Linked DNA regions of Homo sapiens: region 1 is linked to region 2. The links are chromatin contacts, found by Hi-C in ENCODE. All regions are on one chromosome and are shown on one strand. The core of a region is the stretch at or near the end of the contact, and the rest is flanking DNA. Distances in the headings are between cores, read along the strand shown. Region 1 holds the start of ARPC2 (actin related protein 2/3 complex subunit 2). Region 2 holds the start of ZFAND2B (zinc finger AN1-type containing 2B).

Region 1 (5,658 bases), core at 1,506-4,005, 990 kb after region 2:
TGATAATTTACATTTGCTTCATTCGGGCTTCTACTGGGTGATACATCTGTAATCCCAGGAGAGCCCTGCCTACCAGGCACAATATCATGGTCTCTTTTTTTTTAAAGATTTTCAAAGTTTCAAATTTTCAGCAGAATGTTTTGAGCCTGCTTATTGAAAACCACATCTCAAAGGGGGAGATGGGCCAGAATAAAAGCCTAGATTTATACACACATACACCCGCACATGTGCACAAGCATACACACCAGTGCACCCCCTATACAGCTTCCCTACAATGCATATCTTTGTAAAAAATGTCCTGAGGAAAGGAGCAGTGCTGTAATCCCAGCACTTTGGGAGGCCGAGGCGGGCGGGTCACTTGAGGCCAGGAGTTTGAGACCAGCCTGGCCAACATGGTGAAACCCCATCTCTACTAAAAATACAAATATTAGCCAGGTGTGGTAGCACGTGCTTGTAATCCCAGCTACTTGGGAAGCCGAGACATGAGACTCACTTGAGCCTGGGAGGGCGAGGTTGCAGTGAGCAGAGATCGCGCCACTGCATTCCAGCCAGTGAGAGACTCTGTCTCGGAAAAAAAAAAAAAAGTCCTGGAAGTTCTAACTTATGTCTTCCAGACTTGAGGGCCTATTTAATCCCTCCGAAATGGTTAGCTTCTCTTTTTAAGAATAATTTTCTAAAAGAAAAAGAAAGAACTGAAGTTCCGAATAATGGGCCACATTTTGGAATCACAAGTCATTAATACACAAATAGATGAGAATGTACTCCTATGTTAAAAGACATGCCTCTACTTGAAAATACACAGCCATTTATCTTGTAGATCAGCTTATAACCGCCCAGGTCTCATTCTTTGCTAGTCTGGACCTGAGAATGCATTAAGATCAGTTATGAAAATGCAGAAGTTAATTCAACTTCCTCCTATGTGTTACACTGCTCAGAAAAAAGTATACAGCAATCACCCAAAATAAGACTCTGGGCTGATTCATTTGAATATTTAAAATGCAAAGAAACTGGTAAGAGAGGCTAAGACAAGAAAGAAGCAAGTCAGCCTCAAATATAACCAACTGCAGCCCCTGGCAGGAAACAGTACTGCTCACTACACGTATTACTTCAAGGAAAGTAGTGCTTTGTTTTACAGATAAAATCTGTGGCCTTATAAAGGAGACAGGACATACTATATATTCAATTTAAATGGCAGTTAATACTTTCTAATGCCTCCAAGCCACAAGTACATTATGACCACTTAAAAATTCCCCTCTACCAATCTTCTCCCATCTGTGGATCTGCAAGCACTTTCCTATTACTAGTTCCCAGTTCACCAGAAACGGTCTGCACTTATTAACTGTGAAACCCAGATGTGAAGCCCCATGCTCATACATAGGGAAATGAGGCAAAGGGACTGGCCACAGGCCACCAAAAATTAGAACCCAAAATCCTTAGCTCATGTTTTAAATATTATACTAGAAAAGCAAAGCAGCTTTGGAGGAGCAGATTGTCTTCTACTGATTCTTGTGTTTGGCAGAGAGGCTGCCTTGGAAAGATGCCCTAAGCCCATCTTTTAAAAAGTCCAATCGTAAAGACAGGTTATCTAAGAACTTTATAGATTCTGGAGTCTTTGAAGTGTGTAACTGGGCCAGGGCTACCACAGAAGAAATCACAGACCTAGGGTCTTGATGTAAGAATTTACAAGATAACCAGATAAAGGCTAGTGGGTGAGGAGAGAGCATTAGAACCTCAAAGGAGAGATAAGGAAGGGGTGTGGAGCGAGGGACAATTGGCTTTGCTTTAAAAATATGTAACAAAATGGCCCAGTGTCTCTCACAGAAGGGTTCGGGGAAGGGAAACCAGAGATCGCGTTTTTCCGGCTCTAAGACTGGGTCGGCTTTTAGTCTTCTCTTCTGCTCCTTTTAAAGGAGATGGGGGTGGGGAACGAGAATGCTGGTGGCGATGTGGGCCTGCATCTCCTTCCCTCCTCCAGTCCTGGGAATTCCTGAAAACTCCTTCCAACCCAATTCCAAACAGGCTCTCTCTGGGTTCAGAACAATGCCGGGGAATTTCACGCAGGGAAGGGGTCCCCTTCTCGCCCCAGAGGGCAGGGGGCTACTCCGGAGCGAGTTCCGGCTCCAGGGTCCCCCACGTCCCACAGGTCTCCTGCCCTTTGGCACGCACAGCCCTCACCACTCGCTGCTTCCGCATCCCTCCTCTGAGCCTCTCCCCACGCATCTCTGCCCCTCGCCCGGCCGCGCCCAATCGCCTCCCACGTCTACCCCGCTGGGGCAGCCCCTACACCCTGCCAGGCACCCCATTTCTCTCCTCCAGGTCTGGGGGACTGGACAACATTGGGGATTAGCTGGGGTCAACTCTGCTTCCCCCGCCACCCCCGGCCCCGGGCGCGCGCTCACCCGGCGGCCGCGTTCTCGAACTTGAGCGCGAGCGTCTCCTCGATGATGCGGTTGTTCACCTCCAGCAGGATCATGGCGGCGGCTGCCCCCAGGGGAAGGAGAAACAAGGGCCGGTGAGGGTGGGTAAGGGAGGCAAGGACGGAGGGAGCGGCCCTGCTGCCCCCTGAGTGGGGCTGGGTGGGGTAGGAGGTTAGGGGAGAAGGGGAGAGGGGCCGGGGTGGAGGGAAGGGTAAGACGAACGCGCTGGCCCACGCACGCAGACTGTGGAGACACCCACCCACCCAACCGACCTGGCCCCCGAAGCCTGAACCCGCCTGCCGAGCCGCCGCCGCCGCCGCCACTGCCGCTTCACCGACAAGCCCGGTCCCCGCCCAGCCCCCGGCTCTAGCCGGCCACTTCCGCTCTCACACCCACTTCCGCTCGCCGCCTGGACGCGCGGCCCCGCGGCGCCATTTCCGCTTCAACCACTCGTGAACGCGAGCGCAGGCGCGCCGGAGGAAACGGAGGCTGCGCTTGCGTATGTGTGATGCCGCCGCCCCACCGTCTACTTTCCCACCGACCCCGCTTACGTCTACCGCCTACCAGTGCGTCCCCCGCGGAGCTGTCATTCCCCGAGGCTTGCCTGACTGTTCAGCTTCTCTCTCCCGCTTGTCCCAGAGATCCAACTCCATTCTTCCGGTCTTGTCATTTCAGAAACCTCGCAAGAAGCTCGCCCTTGTCGTCTCCCAGCGGGCTTCTTAGCTCCCAGCTTGTTTGATGGGGGTGCCTCTTTTTCTTTCCAGGTATAGCTGTCCAGCGACACCATCATGCATTCATTTCTCCAACAAACATTTTCATGGGCTCTTGCTCTATACTGGGGATGTAGTGGTAAATGAAATGGACGAGGCCCTGCCCTCGTGGAACTTACAGTCTGGCAAAGGAAACAGACAATAAAATTCTCAGTTGTCTAAGGAGGCAGAGATGCATGGGGAGAGGATCAGAGTAGGGATGCGGAAGCAGCGAGTGGTCAGGAGTGTGCGTGCCAAAAGGCAGGAGACCTGTGGGACGTGGGGGCAGCTGGGGCCGGAACTTGCGCTGGAGGAACACCCCTTGCCTGCTGGGGCGAGAAGAGGACCCTTTCCTTGGGTGAAATTCCCCATATTGTTAAAAGGACAATTAAAGAAATGAAAGAGAGGTCACCTGGGTGAATAGGCAACTTAGATGGGCCTCCCTGTGTTCCTGTCATGCCTCCAATTCTGCGTCCAGGTGTCCGGAACACATTTTTTTCTGCCTTTGAAACCTTCCAGTACCTCTGGCAGAGATATACCATACCCTCCTTGTTACCTGCGTGCGGAATCTTAACTCATCGTTGTGCTACATCTGCACCTTCTGCCTTTGTGCCTTGTTTTGTGTTTTCCCTCCTCCGGGGAGAATATAATAAACTTAGCTGAGTCCGTTCTACATACAAGGAAATAATTTATTTTCTGCTATGTGTTTGGGGATGGGGATAAAAAAATGAACAAGAAACTAGCTCCTATCATTAAGGCACAGATAGCCCTTTGAAACATTACTTAACGGGCTATGGATAAGCTTCAGGATATTGCTGATCCCCTAAAATTATACGCTAACTTAAATTTTTTTTTTTTTGAGACAGAGTCTTGCACTCTTGCCCAGGCTGGAGTGCAATGGCATGATCTCGGCTCACTGCAACCTCTGCCTCCCCGGTTCAAGCGATTCTCCTGCCTCAGCCTCCCAAATAGCTGGGATTAAAGGTGCCTGCCACCATGCCCTTTTAATGTTTTGTATTTTTAGTAGAGACGGGGTTTCACTATGTTGGTCAGGCTGGTCTCGAACTCCTGACATCATGATCCTCCTGCCTCGACCTCCCAAAGTGCTGGGATTACAGGCGTGAGCCACCATGCCCGGCCTTTTTTTTTTTTTTTTTTTAATTTGAGATGGTGTCTCACTCTTGTCACCCAAGCTGGAGTGACGTTGCTATCTCTGCTCACTGCCCGCCTCCCGAGCTCAGGTGATCCTCCTGCCTCGGCCTGCCAAATAGCTGGGACTATAGACATGCACCACCAAGCTGGGCTAATTTCTGTATATTTTGTAGAGACGGGGTTTGGCCGTATTGGGCACGCTGGTCTCAAACTCCTGGGTTCAAGTGATCCACCTGCCTTAGCCTCCTAAAGTGCTGGGATTACAGGCGTGAGCCACCATGCCCGACCGATAAGCTAGCTTTGTAACATTAATGACTATTGAACTAAAATAATGTTTATAAATTGTTTAAAATATGTATGCTTATAATACTAAAAGGCTTGTAATGAAAAAAGCAGTTCCCTGTCCTACTCTTTGGAGGCAATATGCTCAACTCTTTCACAAATTCATCCTGATATTTACCTTCATAATCCCTTTCTTTCTTTCTTTCTTTCTTTCTTTCTTTCTTTCTTTCTTTCTTTCTCTCTCTGTCTTTTTCTTTCTTTCTTTCTTTCTGATAGGGTTTCACTTTGTTACTTAGGCTGGTGTGCAGTGGCACACTCTTGGCTCACTGAAGCCCCGATTTCCCTGGGCCCAAGCAATCCTCCGGCCTCAGACCCCAACTAGCTGGGACTACAGGTGGCCACCAATATGTCCAGCTAATTTTTGTATTTTTAGTAGAGACAGGGTTTCACCGTGTTGCTTCGGCTGGCCTCGAACCCCTGAACTCAAGCGATCCGCCTGCCTTAGCCTCCTAAAGTGCTAGGATTACAAGTGTGAGTCACCGTGCCCGGCCTACCTTCATGTTTCTAAGTAAATGTTTATACCATTATTTTTTGGTTTGTGAATTTTTAGCATTATGTGTTGACTTCCTGACACGGTAGATAAGAACTTGACTCTATCACTTCTGCTTCCCACCATATATAGCTGCGTAATAACTTTTGGTAAAACCAATAATCTGCACCTAGCTGTATTAAAATTATTATGTATGCAAATATTGTTTACTGATGAGCCAAGAAATGCACTATAATCATGACTTCTAGTTTACATGGCCCTTCATTTTTCTTAGGGTTAATTATTGCCTTTTTTCTCTCATCTGTCTGATTTTCTGTAAACAGTATTTACAGTTGGTTTTTCCCCTCAAATGCTCTAAGACTATCAAAAAGTCTAGCAATAATGTTTTCCATATACTCAATATATAAGTTCCACTTTTTCTTTGGAGTTTTTGTCCCAGAGCCTTCCTTCCTCTTATTTCAATCTGGACTGGCTGCTCGCTAGACTTGCTGTACAGTTGTCATTCTGG
Region 2 (6,306 bases), core at 1-2,500:
GGCTGGTTGGGTGCCCCTCCCCAGAGCAATCATGGTCCAGTGGATGCCGGTGCTTGATGCAGAAGTTTCGGCTACAGCGTTCACAGGTCAGTTTCATCATTTCTCGCTGCCGGCAGCCAGCGCGTTCACACTTATTGGTGAAGATCTGAGGTGAAGTGAGAAGGTTGTCTCTGCTGAGACTCTGATTAGCTGTTTGGGTTTCCAGGCATCCGTAGTCCCAGCTGGGTTGTGGCTGACCCCTACAATGTTTACCTTACGTTTTTGCTGTGCTGGATCAGAGCGACAGTCTCTGTCAATGTGCTCTCCCACAGCACGGTCAGGGGGCTCCCCTCTGGCCACAGGCACAGGCACATTACAGAGAGGGCACACAGGTACCTGGATATCCTGTAGTCAAGGAGCAAGGGTCAGTCTGTGGCCCACTCCAGTCCAACAAATCTCTGGTCCTGAAAGAACTTGGATATGACCCACCACAAACACGCAAAAAAACAGTGTTTCCCAGCACTGACAGCCTCAGAAGGACAAAAGGGAGAAGAAACGTGAGACACAGATTTGGGGGATTCTGCACGCATTCTCCATCTGCCTGCTTTCACCCTGAGGATCGCCCCCTCACCTTTTGGTAAGCAGATCCACAGTGATGCTGGGCGTAGGCCACATGGTCTGCGCAGAAGATGCCTGAGCAGGCATCACACTTAAGCGGCAGAAAATCTGCAAAGAGTTGGTCGGATTGCAGGTCCAGCGGGACCTCGATGTCCTTCTCTCTCACTCAAGTCTTCCACTCGGGAAGGAAAACGCCACCCTATTTTCGACACACCGCCCCTTCCCAAGCCCATTACCTCCTTGGCCACGCCCCCTCTGCCGCTGACCACCCCCCCCCAGCTTCAAGCCCCGCCCCCCGGCATTGCCAGCCTGGGAGCCCACCCTTCCCTCCCAACCTGCGGTTCAAAGTCCCTGTCCGCTGGGCCCCGCCCCCCGCGCGCTCCGCCCCTCACCCAAGCGCTGACAGCTCGGCTCCGAACAGTGAGCGCCGAGGTCCGGAAACTCCATCGCCAAGCCGGGCAGGGTCTGCTAGGAGAAGCGACGAGTGCTGAGCGTCTTTAGGGCTCGTGCTCGAAGTCCGCACCGCGACCCCGCACTCTGGCGGGCTCCCTGCCCCGCCCCTTCCTCTCCCCCGCCCAGCCCGGGTTACCGGAGCCCCCGCGCCAGCCGGCCCCCGGCGCCCGCTCCTCCCTCGGCGCGCGCGGCGCGCTGACGTCATCCCGCAGGGCTGGCGCGTCCGGCGCAGTCTCCGGGCAGCCGGGGAGGGCCTCGGTTGAGCCCCGCCCCGCCTCGCCTTGCTCTAGAAGGCTGAGTCGGAAGACTGTCCCGAGGCGAGAGGGTGTTGATGCGCGGCTCCGCCACCCTGGGCGCGGGCGTAGCTCCGCAGAGGAAGGCCAGCGAAGGCAAAGACGGATATCTTGGGGGATGGAAGGCTGGGTGGTTTGGGGTCTTTCACAATTCGGTCCTTAGCCCGCTTCACACACGATGCCCTCCTCCTGGCCATTTTGTTCACGGCCACGGCTGCCCTTCGCCTCCACGAGCTGACAGCTCCTGTATTTCTCTGAAGTACAGACGTCTCTAGAGCTGCAGATCCCTCCTCAGTCTGAACTAGGCGCACCTGCTATGTGATCTTACTTCTTCCATTCTAGCACCCATATCACTAATGCGACCAACCCCTATATGAGCATACTGGGAAATCAGGAACCACGTCTACCTTGTTTCGTGTTAGGTCCCAGCACCTAACAGTGCCTAGAACAGTGTGGTCCTCAGTCTTTAGTGTGAATCCAAATCGCCTACGGAGCTAGTTTAAAATGCGGATTTCCGGGCCCTGGAGCTTCTAATTCAGTAGGAAGCACCTGAAGGAATTCTGACACAGATTGCCATGCACCACACTCTGAAAAACCCTAGCCTAGAATATTCTTAGTAATTATTGAATGTAGCCAGGACTACAGGCACAAGCCACCGTGCTCAGCTAATTTTTAATTTTGTAGAAATGGGGTTGGGGAGGGGTCTCTCTTTGTTGCCCAGATTGGTCTCGAACTCCTGGCCTTAAGTGATCCTCCTGCCTTGGCCTCCCAAAGTGCTGGGATTACAGACGTGAGCCACCACACCTGACCAATATAATTTTTTTTTTTTTGAGACACAGTGTCACTCTTGTCACCCAGGCTGGAGTGCAGTGGCATGATCTCGGCTCACTGCAACCTCTGCTTCCCGGGTTCAAGCGATTCTCCTGCCTCAGCCTCCCAAGTAGTTGGGACTACAGGTGCACACCACTGCGTCCAGCTAATTTTTGTATTTTTAGAGACGGCGTTTCACCATGTTGCCCAGGCTGGTCTCGAACTCCTGACCTCGTGATCTGCCCGCCTCGGCCTCCCAAAGTGCTGGGATTACAGGCATGAGCCACCACTCCCAGCCAATATTCTTTTTATTTTAAATTGCATCCAGGACTTTATAAATGCTTTTATTTTGTTTCAATATATAACTGTCAGATTTCAAATAATTTTTTCCCAGTCTCATTATAATCATTTGGTTCTAAGAATTTTGTTTATTCATTTTTTTTCCTCTCTATATTCATCAGTACAATTTAGAATTGTAGGCTTCCAGTCCCGGCATGGTGGCTGACGCTTGTAATTTCAGCACTTTGGGAGGCTGACGCAGGAGGATCGCTTGAGCCTAGGAGTTCCAGCCTGGGCAACATAGTGAGACCCTGTCTCTACAAAAATAGAAAGAATTGTAGGCTTTCAGTTTGGAGAAACGTGTATGGAGCAGACTAAACAAAGATAAACACTGCCTCTCTCCCCACTCCCACTTTACAAATGCTCAGATAACCAAAGCCTTGTGGAACTCAAAAAATAAAAATCTTCGGATCTCATTTTTGAGCATGAGCCAGAATGCTTGAAGTGCAAATGTAGTCATTTGTTCTTATGTTGCTATACAGAAATACCTCGCTAGGCATGGTGGCTCATGCCTGTAATCCCATCCCTCGGAGGCCAAGGTGGGAGGGTCACTCGAGTCCAGGAGTTTGAGACCAGCCTGGGCAACATAGTAAGACCTCCCTCTCTACAAAAAAAATTTTTAAAAAGTTAGCTGGGCATGGTGGCATCCACCCGTTGTCCCAAATACTCGAGAGGCTTTGGTGGGAGGATTGCTTGAGCCTAGGAGCTCGAAGTTGCAGTGAGCTATGATTGTACCACTGTGCTTCAGCTGGATAACAAAGTGAGACCCTGTCTTTAAAAAAAAAAAAAAATCTGAGGCTGGTTGATTTATAAAGAAAGAGGTTTAATTTATTCATGGTTCTGCAGACTGCATAGGAAGCATGGTGCCAGCATCTGCTCAGCTTCTGGTGAGGCCTCAGGAAGCTTCTAATCATTGCAGAAGGCCTAGGGGGAACAGGCATGTCACATGGCAAGAGTGGGAGCAAGAGAGAGAAGAGGGAGGTCCCAGAGTCTTTTCAAAACCAGATCTGATGTGAACTGAGTGAGAATTCACTCATCACCAAGAGGATGGCACTAAGCCATTCATGAGGGGTCCACTCTCAGGTTCCAATCACCTCCTGCCAGGTCCCACCTCTGACATTGGGAATACATTTCTTTTTCTTTTCTTTTTTTTTTTTTTTTTTTCTTTTTTGAGACAGAATCTCACTCTGTCGCCCAGGCTGGAGTGCAGTGGCACAGTCTCAGCTCACTGCAACCTCCGCCTCCCGGGTTCATACCATTCTCCTGCCTCAGCCTCCCAAGTAGCTAGGATTACAGGCGCATGCCACCACGCCCGGCTAATTTTTTGTATTTTTAGGAGAGATGGGGTTTCACCGTGTTAGCCAGGATGGTCTCGATCTCCTGACCTCGTGATCCGCCCGCCTCGGCCTCCCAAAGTGCTGGAATTACAGGCATGAGCCACTGCGCCCGGCGGGAATACATTTCAACATGAGATTTGGAGGGGACACATATCCAGACCATATCATGCCATAACAGACTTACCTCAGAGACCCCAGCGACCACGATAAAAGTGAATGAAGCTCTCACGGTAGTATCTCTCTTCCCAGGCAAATATTTTTCTGACTGATGGGTTATAGTCCTGACTAAGCTCTCTGTGCTGATTACCAGCCCAGGGGCTTTCTCACTGGGTGATGTTCTCATCCCACGATTTAAAAAGAGTGCCCGCACAAACCAAAGTCACCATTCCCCAATGTAGCCTCCTTGCTTCCTGAATAAAAGAAGCCAGGAGAACACTGAGAGAGAAATCAAATAACATTTTGCAACTTGAATTAGCTATTTTAGGAGATATCAATTAACAACTGAGCATTACTTAAGTCTCTTTTATTGTAGACCAACAAAGCATACACAGACCTGCTAAGCAGCCTTGCGCTTTAGCTGTGGGTAACTGAGCTGCAGCCTCTCATTGGGACAGTAGACATAGGTTCCTCTAAAATTCGCAGGCATAGTCATAGCCAGACGCCAGTTATTTTAGCTTTAGCAGGTCTAAAGCAGACAAGGTCAAACTGAGGATAGCCAGAAAAGGTGTCTTGGCTCCAATTCAACTTGAATATTAGTTTAATGGTATTTGTCTCAGTGGTTTTCCGCCTCTCAATTGACTCTTAGTGAAACAGTGCATATAGAAATGGAAGGAAAAGGCCAGGCACGATGGCTCATGCCTATAATCCCAACACTTTGGGAGGCTGAGGTGGGCAGATCACCAGAAGCCAGGAGTTCAAGACCACCCTGGCCAACATGGTGAAACCCTGTCTTTACTAAAAATACAAAAATCAGCCAGGCATGGTGGCAACAGAGCGAGACTATGTCTCAATTAATAAAGAAACAGGAAAAAAAAGAAATGGAAAGAAAAACTAGCACTTATTGTTGTGTCCTGCTCTTCCTCATGTGTTAGCTTATTTAATCCCCTGTGAAAATCCTTTGAAGTAGGCCGGGCACGGTGGCTCACGCCTGTAATCCCAGCACTTTGGGAGGCCAAGGCGGGCAGATCACAAGGTCAGGAGATCGAGACCATCCTGGCTAGCACGGTGAAACCCTGTCTCTACTAAAAATACAAAAAATTAGCTGGGCGTGGTGGCGGGCACCTGTGGTCCCAGCTACTCGGGAGGCTGAAGCAGGAGAATGGCGTGAACCCAGGAGGCGGAGCTTGCAGTAAGCCGAGATTGTGCCACTGCACTCCAGCTTGGGCAACAGAGTGAGACTCTGTCTCAAAAAAAAAAAAAAAAAAAGAAAGAAAATCTTTTGAAAAAGATATCATGTATCCCCATTTTGCAGATAAAAAATCTGAAGTTGAGAGAGATTAAATTACTTGCTACGAAGTCAGAATCTGGACCTAAATTTTTGTATTGTCTTCAGTTCTATGTTCTTTCCATCATACAAATTTGCCTCCCAAAAATCTACTCTTGGACCCTCCTTAACTACTGAAAAGAGGAATCTTTTTTTTTTTTTTTTGAGATGGAGTATCGCTCTGTCGCCCAGGCTGGAGTGCAGTGGCATGATCTCAGCTCACTGCAACCTCTGCCTCCTGGGTTCAAGCAACTCTCCTGCCTCAGCCTCCCAAGTAGCTGGGACTACAGGCGCCCGCCACCACACCCGGCTAATTTTTAGTAGAGATGGGGTTTCACCATGTTGGCCAGGCTGGTCTAGAACTCCTGACCTCATGATCCACCCACCTCTGCCTCCCAAAGTGTTAGGATTACAGGTGTGAGCCACCATGCCCAAGTCAAAAAAAGGAATCTTAAGTGATGATTTTTCTCAGAGTGTTTGGGGAAAATCCCAAATCTCTCCGTGGGTTATCAAAAATCAAACACCTTATCAGTGCAAGGTATTTAAATATTTAAGTGAAGTACCAGGATGCGGAAGCTGATTGAAGCTGGTTTCAGATCCTAGGAGATTAGTCGGCTGGCATGACTGCCTTCCCTGAGTTCTGCCTTGCTCCCTTGGGTGTGTGATACACAATCTTTGTGACAATGCTCAGCCGTTTGTCCTCAGGTGCACTAGCTCTCCCGTGAGCTTGAGAGGTGACAGCGTGCTGGCAGTCCTCAGAGCCCTCGCCTGCTCTCGCACCTCCCCTGCCTGGGCTCCCACTTTGGTGGCATTTGAGGAGCCCTTCAGTCCCCCACTGCACTGTGGGAGCCCCTTTCTGGGCTGGCCAAGGCCGGAGCCCACTCCCTCAGCTTGCAGGGAGGTGTGGAGGGAGAGGCACGAGCGGGAACCGGGGCTGTGTGGGGCGCTTGCGGGCCAGCTGGAGTTCCAGGTGGGCGTGGGCTTGGTGGGCCCT

The links. Hi-C counts contacts between places; a loop is a spot of excess contacts on that map. Pooled maps may share reads with other maps.
Region 1: a loop to region 2 is called in a pooled map, with 7 times the contacts of the local background. The contact joins the promoter of ARPC2 here to the promoter of ZFAND2B in region 2. A Hi-C loop is called at or near these places in 6 of 50 pooled maps.

Annotation. Positions count from the first base shown.
Region 1 is chr2:218,214,286-218,219,943 of GRCh38, reverse strand. ARPC2 (actin related protein 2/3 complex subunit 2) reads right to left here and starts at 2,755. Exons shown (of 11, transcript NM_152862.3): 1 at 2,690-2,755; 2 at 2,400-2,481. The coding sequence starts at 2,473. It overlaps LOC101928487 (a long non-coding RNA gene), which reads left to right and starts at 2,758. Exons shown (of 2, transcript XR_923908.2): 1 at 2,758-2,916; 2 at 3,093-3,843. RefSeq lists a silencer at 2,572-2,621 and an enhancer at 2,143-2,746.
Region 2 is chr2:219,201,726-219,208,031 of GRCh38, reverse strand. ZFAND2B (zinc finger AN1-type containing 2B) reads right to left here and starts at 1,250. Exons shown (of 9, transcript NM_138802.3): 1 at 990-1,250; 2 at 611-705; 3 at 253-384; 4 at 1-145. The coding sequence starts at 1,044. RefSeq lists enhancers at 1-291, 1,409-1,658 and a silencer at 959-1,358.